2 separate regions of the Homo sapiens genome follow, and region 2 is linked to region 1. A link is a contact called in ENCODE Hi-C or POLR2A ChIA-PET data. All regions are on one chromosome and are shown on one strand. The core of a region is the stretch at or near the end of the contact, and the rest is flanking DNA. Distances in the headings are between cores, read along the strand shown.

The links. Hi-C counts contacts between places; a loop is a spot of excess contacts on that map. ChIA-PET counts read pairs that join two places held with the same protein, here RNA polymerase II (POLR2A). Pooled maps may share reads with other maps.
Region 2: a map with no recorded cell type shows a loop between it and region 1 (3-fold over the local background). The contact joins two enhancer-like sites. A Hi-C loop is called at or near these places in 5 of 168 maps with a recorded cell type or tissue (CD8-positive, alpha-beta T cell, IMR-90, MCF 10A and 2 more), 14 of 37 single-sample maps with no recorded cell type and 14 of 50 pooled maps. POLR2A ChIA-PET finds 5 or more read pairs at or near these places in 13 of 52 experiments (CD4-positive, alpha-beta T cell, CD4-positive, alpha-beta memory T cell, GM12878 and 8 more).

The regions. Positions count from the first base shown.
Region 1 is chr6:142,795,771-142,801,288 of GRCh38, reverse strand. The region is part of intron 2 of HIVEP2 (HIVEP zinc finger 2); the gene reads left to right. Among named protein-coding and RNA genes, the nearest start is that of HIVEP2, 150 kb to the left of the region's middle. Within about 2 kb of position 2,853, at least 2 of the 41 ENCODE cell types and tissues checked have a DNase peak (open chromatin) inside an H3K27ac peak, as active enhancers do; they include GM12878, where a contact is called at or near this core.
Region 2 is chr6:142,840,393-142,845,983 of GRCh38, reverse strand. All of the region lies in intron 1 of HIVEP2 (HIVEP zinc finger 2), which reads left to right. Among named protein-coding and RNA genes, the nearest start is that of HIVEP2, 100 kb to the left of the region's middle. RefSeq lists an enhancer at 2,489-2,778. Within about 2 kb of position 3,048, at least 12 of the 41 ENCODE cell types and tissues checked have a DNase peak (open chromatin) inside an H3K27ac peak, as active enhancers do; they include GM12878, where a contact is called at or near this core.

The DNA.
Region 1 (5,518 bases), core at 1,604-4,103:
GACATTTGCCTTAATCTAGTGTTCTTTTCATGCTATCATAGTACCTCTTAACTGAAGGTATTGTGTGTATTCCCTCGTTTTTTTTTTTTTTTTTTTTGACACTGGCCACTGCTTGACCTCATACCTGGTGAGTCCCTGGGAAAGGTCCTCTCTTCTGACCTGCAGAGAACATCAGAACTGAATAGACAGGGCAAGCCGAGCCATCACATGGGCTACCCTGGCCTCTTTTCCTTGTGCAGGCTCAGTCCATTATGTTCCCCACACTATATAGTGAGGTGACTCCTACAGTATTCACTCTGGTCAAAATGTAGAGGTTTCTGCCAGTTATCACTATGTAACTAGTCTTTGTCAAGAAATGCCATTATTTACTCATTAACATCAAAAAGCAACAAAAGATAAAATTATGATCTTCTAAAGCTATTGTCTGTTATAGCACATGACCTTTCTGAGCCGTTTGGATTAGCCTAGGGAGAGACACTCAACATCAGAACAGAAGGATCTTTCCAGTTTTATATAATAGAGCCAGTTCTTTGAATTATTTTCATAGATCTAAATATCTTCTATGCATTTTGAGGGATTCCTCCTCCTAAGCCTCTCAAATTCTCCTTTTTTTATTTTCTGTTTATCATCCCTGAGAATATTAAAGGGAAGCATTTCTAAGATTTTAGTTGCTGGTTTTAAATTTTAATCTCTCTCAATAAAACTAAATCATTCTCATCAAAAAGATACTTATCACTCTAAGCAGAAAATGTATTCTTTTATAAATTTACTTGTGATTAGTCATGCATTTCTTGTTTCTGAGCATATTAGGCATATATAAAAATGAAGGCCAAATACTTAGAAACTTAAGATGATTAGCTTGGAAAGGAACCCATTGTTTCATAGAGAAGCATAAATCCAGTGAAGATGCCATCTGACAGTTAGAGTCCCACCATATTAAACTTGAATTCTGCACTTTGCATACTAGAGGCAGAGGTGCTTAGTAAGTGTTAATAATGACTAATATGATACCATGGTTGTTAATTGAATATTGTCATCTAAAAATTGAAGTAGTAGACATGCACTTCAGCAGCTCAATGTGGTGATGCTGTCTTCCTAGGTTTAATTCCTCAGATATTTGTGAGCTATTAAGACCATTTATTCCACACCAGCCAAATGCAGACATTTTCAGTGTTTTTTGCTGCCACCTGGGTGTGTGGTAGCCCAGACAATAAATCTGAAGTAAAGGGAAAATATTTGCTGCTTAGTCTAATTTCTGGGAAAGTTCTTGGGAAAAAATGAGGTTTTTCAATATGCTAGGAAAAAAATAGCCTTTAGCAATTTGACCCTGGTTTGAGAAGACTCTTGGTCATTGGCATTAAGTGATATATGGCTTTTCATGCACAAATGAGCAAGGAAAATTTCAAACTAATCAGCGATGCTGGGTTCCTGTCATGGACCTGGTGCTGATGTATCATTCCCTGCTAGACTGCAAAGGGACTATGTTTGTGGACTAACTGCATCTTAGCCCAGAGGCTCCCCTGCTGTTTGATGTCACTAGTTTGCTATTCTACCACCTTGAACTTTAATTGCAGTTTCAGATAGCATTATAGAAGTTAGTTGACAACTCTGATGTTTGGGACTTCAATAAGGTTTTGGGGAAAACATGCTTTCAGCAGGTGTTGATTTTTCAAATAATTTGTTGATGTTGCAGCTGTCCACTGATGACCAGAAATTTACTAATTTTTAGTCACTTCAATAGTGACTAGTGACAATGAATAGTAATATGAATATTCATTTCTTCCAAGAAGAGATAATGCCTGATGCTCTGTCTCCTCTTTTCTTAGTGGTTTAGCCCCTCAGCAAGAAATGGCTGTCCCTGAAATGGACAAGATTCATATTCCTATCTGTCTTTTAAGGATGCCTAGGTGTTACCATAGATAGCGCTGTCTCCTCCCGGGCTGCACTTAGGACGAGAATGTTGTTTCCCACTGACAAGCCAAAAAAATGAGTTACATTTAATGGCTAGTCATTATGACATAATACAAGAACAAACTCCAAAGCAGGAATTTTGGCATTTATATTCTATGTAGTAATGTTTTGTTTATGAAATACATTAAGAACAGTTTGCCTTTTCAGCATTTCATGCTTTAAGTAATATTTCATGTTTTCAGTATTTCACCTGTGCTAAGACAAAATCTACAGATATAAACACATATTTCACATGTGCTTGCATGCATGCAAAATCAAATAACCATTTTCAACTTATGGTCACTTGTTACCCCTATAGCTCAAATAATAAAAGTCAAGTACCTACTTTTGTAAATGCAATGTTTGCCTGTATTTATAGCTTCTGGAAACTTAACTCTGCTAATATATAAATAAGAATGCCAATATTTTATGACATTTTACAAGTGCTAGGTATTGTCCTGAATGATTTGCATGTGCTATCTCATTTAATACTCACAACCTGCTGGCATAATAACTATTAGTATCCCATTTCATAATAAAGAAACATGTTAGGAGAATTAGTTATATAACCAAGATCTCATAGCTGGTGAATTGTGCATTAGAATTGGGACTCAGTTCTGTCTTCACTCGAAAGACTATGTACTTCATCAATCAACCCCATCTGCATGAGGTCATCCTTGTCCCTAAGCAGTTAGGAGCATAATCTCTTCTCATTTTGAGAGGGTAGGTTAGGCAGAAAACTGCAACCCAGGCGAAACACTGTACAACCTTGCTATTTCTTGGTTTCATGCCATCTTCATGGGCATGCAGGTGGATCTAGAAAGGGGGAAGCACCAGCCAACCAAACCTGTTTCAACCAAGGCGTTTTAATTATAGCATTTGTATGACACTATTGACAGCAAGGAACAGGGAACTTGACAGGAACTATCTAAAGCAAAAATGGAAACATTATTGATTCATGAATTGCAACAATACAGTGGTGGTGTGCTTTCAGCCAAAGCTTGCTCCAGAGATCTGTGAAGCCTTGAGGAGCCGGTTTCTTTTCTTTTCTTTTCTTTTCTTTTTTTTTTGAGACGAAGTCTCACTCTGTTGCCCAGGCTGGAGTGCAGTGGCGCGATCTCAGCTCACTGCAAGAGGAGCTAGTTTCTTTTGTTGGGGTGTCTGACTGTCTCCTCTGTGTATCAGATGTGCCATCAGGCTGTCTCCACTCATGGTAGTAGCAATGACCAAAGAAATCCCTGACTTTCTCTCCTCACCACCATAAGAGAGAATTCCTTATGGCTTCTCAGGATGAAAATCCCTTTTAATGTTTGACAGGCACCAGCTACTGTTACCTAGAAGCCCAAGTCAGAATTATTTATAATATTCCTCCTTGACATAAAATCACTAAGTTTCTGGCAAAAAAGAGGATTTTTCCAGACCTGTGTGTACAGTGGTCTCCCTTATCCAAGGGGGATATATTCCAAGACCCCCAATTGAATGCCTGAAACCATAGAGGGTACTGAATCCTATGTATACTATGATTTCTTCTGTGCATACATACCTATGATAAAGTTTAATTTATAACTTAGACACAGTAAGAGATCCACAACAATAACTAATAATTAAAAAGGACAATTATAACAATATATTGTAATACAAGTTGTGTGAGTGTGGTCTCTCTCTCATTCTCAAAATATGTTATTGTACTGTTCTCACCTATTTTCCCACCATGGTTGACTGAGGGTAACTGAAACTGCAGAAAGCAAAATTGGGAATAAGGGGGTATTTTGTCCATACTATCTGGGCGCCCCAAGCACATATGTATGCAATGGAAAACTGTTATTCAAGAAGAATAGCACTTTGTTTACAGTTTTGGGTGATATTGTCTCTATTCTCTATCTAAAATATTTATGCCCTTATTAGCTTAAAATCCTAATTACTGTCTCCCTGACTAAAGTATTTCAGACTTGTTACTTTTGATGAGTTACAACTATTTGTTCCATGTAGGAAAGTATTGTGAAATCATTTAGAACTAAATATTTCACATAAATTTGGAGTGACTTGGATAGATGAAGTTTAATGAATTCTAAAAAATTTTTTTTTAATTTTTCATCCAGAACTTGTAAGCATTGTGTTGATGTTAAGGTGGTTTCTATTTAATGAATAAAATATCAGAAATATCAAAAAATCTAGAAACATCAAAAAAAGAAAAAGTTAGGTGTGTTAGGAGTGTATAAAATATATGTAGACACTATTTTGTCATTTACTACCATGAAATATACATACATCTATTATAAAAAGTTAAAATTTGCCAAAACTTTTGCACACACATAGACCATACATGGCACCATTCATGATGAGAGACATGTAAACACAGGTAAAGATGCAGTATTAAATCTGCATAAAACTAACTGTTGTACCTGCTGTACTACCGTAATAATTCTGTAGTTCCCTCCTGTTGCTACTGCAGTGAGCTCAAGTGTTGCAAGCATCCACTTAAAACGCCATGTGATGCCAATCATCTCCGTGTGAGAGGTTTGTCGGCCAGCAAAGTGCAGACGCAATAAAAAGTGATCTCTCCTGGTTCTTGCACATTTTTCATCATGTTTAATGCAATAGTTTAAACCTTGAATAACACCATGGGACCCACAGGAAGTGCCATTACTAATGCTAGAAGTGCTCCCCAGAAGCAGAGGAAAGTCATGACATTAGAAAAAGCTGGATTGCTTAATGTGTACTGCAGTTTGAGGTCTACAGCTGCAGTTGCCACCATTTCAGGCAGATAATTCATCCTGTAAACAGATGATGAAAACTTAATGGGATCAATAAATACAGTACAGTACAGTAAATTTATTTTCACTTCCTTATGATTTTCTTAATAACATTTTTTCTAGCTTATTATTGTAGGAATACAGTATATAATACAGACAACATACAAAATATGTGTTCATCCACTGCTTAGGTTATCGGTAAGGCTTCTGTTCAACAGTAGTTTATTAGTAGTTAGGTTTTGGAGGAGTCAAAAATCATATGCAGATTTTCAACTGCTCGGTCCAGGGTAGGGGTAAGATCAACATCCTAACCCCTGCGGCATTCAAGAGTCAACTTTAGTCACTGTATAAAAGCTTTCTGACTGTTTACTATGCTGATAGGACGTACTCAGAGCCCTCAGTGAAGCAGGAAGTTTTAGTTAGGGCCTAGACATTAACATTTCTTCAGCTTGGGTTTCCTTATTCAGCAATAAAACTGCTTTGTTCATTAGTATCAATGACAACAGCAATATATCTACTACTTGGCAATTTAAAATTGACAGGTCACTTTCATGTGTCCTCTCCACGTGGGCTCCCCCATAGAGTGGTGGAGAAATGGGCCAGCACCTTTATTATCCCCTTCTTATGTATGAGGAAACTCAAGCTCCAACAGGGATTCACCCACGGTTTGTCCATGGCAGATGGGATCTTAAACCTATGTCCATGTACCGCCAATGGAAACAGCCTTGCACTGAGAAGCAGGAGGCCAAGGAGTGACCCACTGCTGTGTGATCTTTGAGGAATTTCTTTGACAATTGCTTAACCTTTCTGAGCAT
Region 2 (5,591 bases), core at 1,799-4,298, 44 kb before region 1:
CCTGACAGTCCTAGTGATCGTCCTGCGGCAGGGGGAGCCTGCCTTTGTCTCAGCCACAAGTGGCTGTCCCCAGTCGCTTAGCTTTGCTGTGCTCTCTTTTGGTGTCTGCGGAAGACGAGTTTGCACCCAGCTTGTTGTCCGGGGGAGGGCCTCTCTGCCTGGGGAAGACAGCAGCTCTGCCAGGGCGCTGTCAATCTGAGGAGCCTCCTTGGCAGGGCTCTGGGGAACCGACCCGGCGAGTTGAACAGCTTCCTCTGGGGACATTGCATCGACCTTCATTTGATTTAAGCCTGGCAGCCTGGTTAGTGAGGACATCAATTCTGGCTCGGGAAATCTTCCTTAACTGAACCTTTGTTTCCACCATGGTCCCAGGCTTGTAGTTAGAAGTCTGTGCTGTTGCAAATTTAACTCTGTAACTTCTGGTAATATCCATGTGTAATTCTAAAAGCAGGTGACACAGAAACACAGATGATTATAGTGATAGGTACCAAGGAGAAAAAAATGGGACTACGCCTAATAATTAGTCAAAAGACATACGTATATATACACACACACACTTTGAAGAGAGAAAGAGAGAGAGGGAGGGAGAGAGAACTTATTGTTGATTAATTGTTTTCAGAAGAGCCACTTCAATTCCAATAAGAATCACCTCAGAGAACTGAAAGTAAACCATATCTGCTTCTAGTGTCTATGACACACCTTGCACTGTGCCTTAATAGGATTACTAATATTTCCCACAGAGGAGGAAGTCTTGCTTCTATTCTTGCAAAACCCCTCCCCCAAATCTGTCTCTTCACCAACAGTTATTTGTTTGTATTAAGTTTCATGATGTCCCAAGATTTTTGTTTGTTTTTGCTGTTTTCTTAATGTAAATGTTTTCATAATGAGAACACGTTACATTTTTGACAACCTAGCATGAAAAATCTTACCAGCTCTTTTCTGCAGTAGATGCAGCGTGCAGCCTGCAAAGACCCCATGTCCAGGTTAGGCCAGGTCACCTGAACAGGACCAGGATAGAAAGGGGAAGAGATTTGTAGAAGACACACTTCGTGGTCTCACTAGGGTGTGCCTGTTTGCATTTTGTTTATTGTTTTTGCAACCATTCATATGTGTTTATTGTTTTTGTAACCATTCATAAGTAGCAGTAATTTAGCATTCTCATATTAATATTTTTTTTCTTGTCACTAGTGAGTGTTTGCATGTGTGTGTGCATTGGATTGACGGGAGGGAAGGTGACTCTGTTGGTACATCCTGAATACTAGGATCTTGTTCGGCCCAATCGCAGTGTTACAGGTATCTTGTTAACATTCAAGCCTTGATGCTTTGAAATAGCAGTTTTGCCGTAATTCATTGCCTAAATTCTGACTTCCTTACTAAGAACAGGAAGCATAGTGAAGTTTGGTAGGAGAGAAACATACCTCGGACAGTAACTGTGGCTAAACCATAGTCATGGCATTTAACATTAATGTGAAACATAAGATTTGTAAGTCTTCCAAGTACCATTTCTTAATGCTTACAATAAGATGACGAATTTCATAGTTCCCAAGATGAAAAGATGGAAATAGAACTCAGTGAGATTACTGACCTGACTTAGGAGAGCTAAAATATTAGGTTTCTCTTTCAAATACTTCCTTCTTGCAGCTTGCAAGTATGCTCATCCCTCTGCAATTCTCTTCATTAAAAAAAAAAAGTTTAGAGATTGAATGTTTATGTTTGTATTGACCTGTGGAATCCTCAGTTGCTTTTCTGTTGAATCCATTGTGCAATACCCAACGTATTGTGGGTTGGTAGGAAAAACTCTTTTAAGATTAAAAAAAACACATAAGGTATAATTCATTAATAATTTCATTCTGTTTCTGGATATGTTTTCTTCCCATTGTCAGCCAGTGTGGGAGGAAAGAGAAGAATGGAAGAATATTGCTGGAGTTGAGGGTGTTGTGTGGGTATGTGCCATCCGAAAGTATGTTACAGGAGAAAAAAATTCTTTTTATAATAAAAGTAAAATTCAAGTACTCGAAGTAACAGAAGATTATTAAATCTATTGTAGTGAAAAGTTATGATTCTAATGCTCTGAAAGTCTTAATCATTAAAGACATATGTTAACCAAAGGCATACATATGCATAAATATATGTACAAAAATGGTAATTTTGTGCTCCCAGGCTCAAACCTAAAATGTCATTCATAACACTATTGCTGCTGCCAATGGAGAAAATTTGCATAAGACTAAGGCAAAACTACCCATTCTTTCCTGTCCTGGAATAGAATTATAATTTCCAAACCGACAAATTTTAAACAAGGCCAGAGTTTCCTTTCACCTGGTTCAAAGTGAATTCTGATTAAAAGCTTCCAATGATAATATCTATAACCACAAAGCAGGCTCACCGTAGCTTTCTCTTGTGGGAACTCTAGGCTCTCCCTTCTAGAATTGCCCTTAGTGGTGGCCTGCTCTTTCTTTCTCTACATCCACCCCTTCCCTTAACTTGGGGCTGCACACGTCCAGCTTGCTCTATGAAGCCATTTGCGACCACTCTAGTCCCCACAGAACTCTTCCTGTTCTCAACTCCTATTATCCTTAGAGTCTTTTTCACACATTTAGCTTTTATTTTTTTAAAACATACTTTTTTTCTGTATTAGCTCAGTCACCTGTTATGTACTTTATTATAACAACTGGCACAGGTAACTAGTAAGTGTTCTTAATTGGTTGATTGTGATTTCTGGTGTCTGGCTATTAGGAAACTATTGTTACAGACTACAGTCTTGCTTCTCAAAGTGTAGACCAGCGAACTTATCACCTGGGAACTTTGGGGTTCCACGTAGACTTTCGGAATCAGAACCCATATTTTTAACAAGCTCCCCTGGTGACTCATCTACATGTGAAAATATTATAAAGCACTGCTGAGGAAGGTCCCTCTCTTGGGAAAGGGTAGAGGCCCTATAGACATTCAGCTTTCCCTTCGTGCAAGTGTTTTCCTGTTGTGATTTAGGTATCTGATCGTAGCAGACAACAGCTTGCTCTTACTGTAACTACGATGTTGTCAGTTTCATCTTTACACAGAATGAATCATGTTTAAATGTGGCCAGGGGGCTCTGTCTGAGGTCACCAGGACTGTATTTGTATTCTGATTCAAGACAACCACCAGATCCTAATCACTAATATCTCTTTAAATGGCCTTTAAAAAAAAATCTTATACTAAGAAGCAGAAAGTACGATTTCCTTTTCCTTAGTTACTTTTTTTTTTTCACTTAAAGTGCTTACACCCACTCAGCTTGCTATTTTGAACTCTGGGAAAGAAAATTTGTGGGCATCTTGCAGTCTTTCAGGAAACAAGGCTTAAATTAAATATTTGCCACATTTTCTACGTGGTTCTTCAGGAAAGTGGAGAAGCACATCACTCCTTCTTTCACTCGACTTGACAAACTTGACACATAGTGTGACTTTCAAAGTGCGGATGGCAAACAGTTTCAGTTCTTATTTGCCTATCTACACACAGACGTTCAGGTCTTTTTTTTCTTCCCATTTTTTCTTTTTGTCCTTCTCTTCCCTTTCAGTACAGAGTCTAGAATTCTTCATGTACCATATCGGTTATGTAAACCATAAGATTCCTTGAGAGTACCTAGCTTTGTGAAATCAAGGAAGATAACACGTGGATTTAGTTAACATGCACAACAAAATTTAGACTATTTTCAGTCAAACTTAGGTTTAACATATTTTATTTATAATTTTAAGTGATTTGTATTTCTGCACTTTTTCTCTATCTTTGAACTCAGAACTGTTTCACAGATAGCAGAAATAAGAGACAATGGTGGGTGGAAGGGAAGGAGGAGGGCTCTAGCTAGCTGAAGCCATTCAGCTGTGTTTTAAAGGAACTCAGGGCTTTGTCATGTAAATATTCTAAGGAATAGAATGGTTACATGAGATATTATTTTGTGGTGGTGATATTGTTTACATGCAGTTTTAATTTCATTTTGGTCAAGGAAATGAAGATATTTTATTTAAGATAGGATTTTAAGTACTTGTCTTCTATTTAATCAGCATTTTCCGGCATGTAAAGGAAGTGATTTAGGGAACCTTGTGAGGAATTCACACAATTTAATTGCTGGACATGAAGAATGAAGTATTTCCAAGCAAGTGAAATGGAAATGAGGAAAGACAGAGAATCAGGAGACTTGCAGAATATAAATGTCTATTGAATATAAATGTTAAAATGTCGTATATGTAGAGATTCATAATAATATGCAATTTTTTTAAACATGGGACAACAAAATGTTGAAAAGATGCATATGTATATAATTCAACTCAATTTTAATCAGACTGCTAATGGGAATATTCTGAGTATGACTGAATATGGAGGGCAAACAGTACACTTAATTAAATAATATAATCTGAAAAAATGGGTGAAAATTTCCCACATATACTCATGCAGAAAAGAAAATATCGATGAACATTTGAAAAAAGAAAATGAAGAGTAGTTTCTAGCTCTACCATGGATTTGAACATACTACGAAACAACAGTAATTAAAACTAACACACACACACACAAAGTTCATGTGATTATGCACATGAAAACGACCTAACACAATGCCAGTCACATCATACTGGCAGTCTGAACAAAAGTTCCATTTTAAATATGTGGATTGATGTAACTAAAGGGTGAGCCCAGAAATAGACAAATTATAATACAACATAATAAAGCAAGCTTATAGAAAGATGTGTGAGGAAGGAAAACTTAGTAAATAGTATTATGGATAATTTGGAATTGGTCAGAACTATCTGAATACATACCTTATGCTATGGATCTAAATATATGCCTGATATATTAAATGGTTAAAACAAATTTACAGGAAAAAATGTATAAAAAATTAATATATATTACATAAAGGGTCATTTAAGTTCATAAGAAGAACTATGACCTAAAGGTAGTCAAATTATGTGAGTAGATACATTTTATATTAGAGGTGAAAGACAATAAAATAATTTTTAAATAAGAGAATAATTATGGTCACCATTAAAATAAAAATGACACCCTTAAATATCATATTACATTAAATAAGCCTCTGAAAAGAAATTTTAATTACATGCAATGGTGAGGAAGTTTGGTGAAAGTAGAATGCACATCTACTGCTGGTGGCTTTGTAGATAATTTCAATCTCTTGAAATCAATATGGCCATAAATATGAAGTCCATTATAAACATATTTTTGCCTTTCAATTTGATAATCCTATTTTTGAGAATATTCTAAGAAAAAACAGTATTGGTGGTACTGAAAATTAGTGAGAACATTTGAAATGTTGCCACATATAGGAATGATGAAGGAAATGACTTTATGTTAGCTTTATGGAATATCATATGGCTAGTAAAAATGAAAACTGAATTTCATGGAAATAACATACTTACGAAATGTTAAATTAAAAAATCAGAATACACAATTATATGTGCATTATGAGGACATCTCAGTGAAAATATGCTTACATGGGGACAAATAATAGATTAAAATTTTTAAAAATGAAAAGATTGTGTTTGGGTAATGGGATAAATGGTGTTTTTCTGGTTAAAAATGTCATCAATGTTTTAAGTGTTTATAAGGAAAAA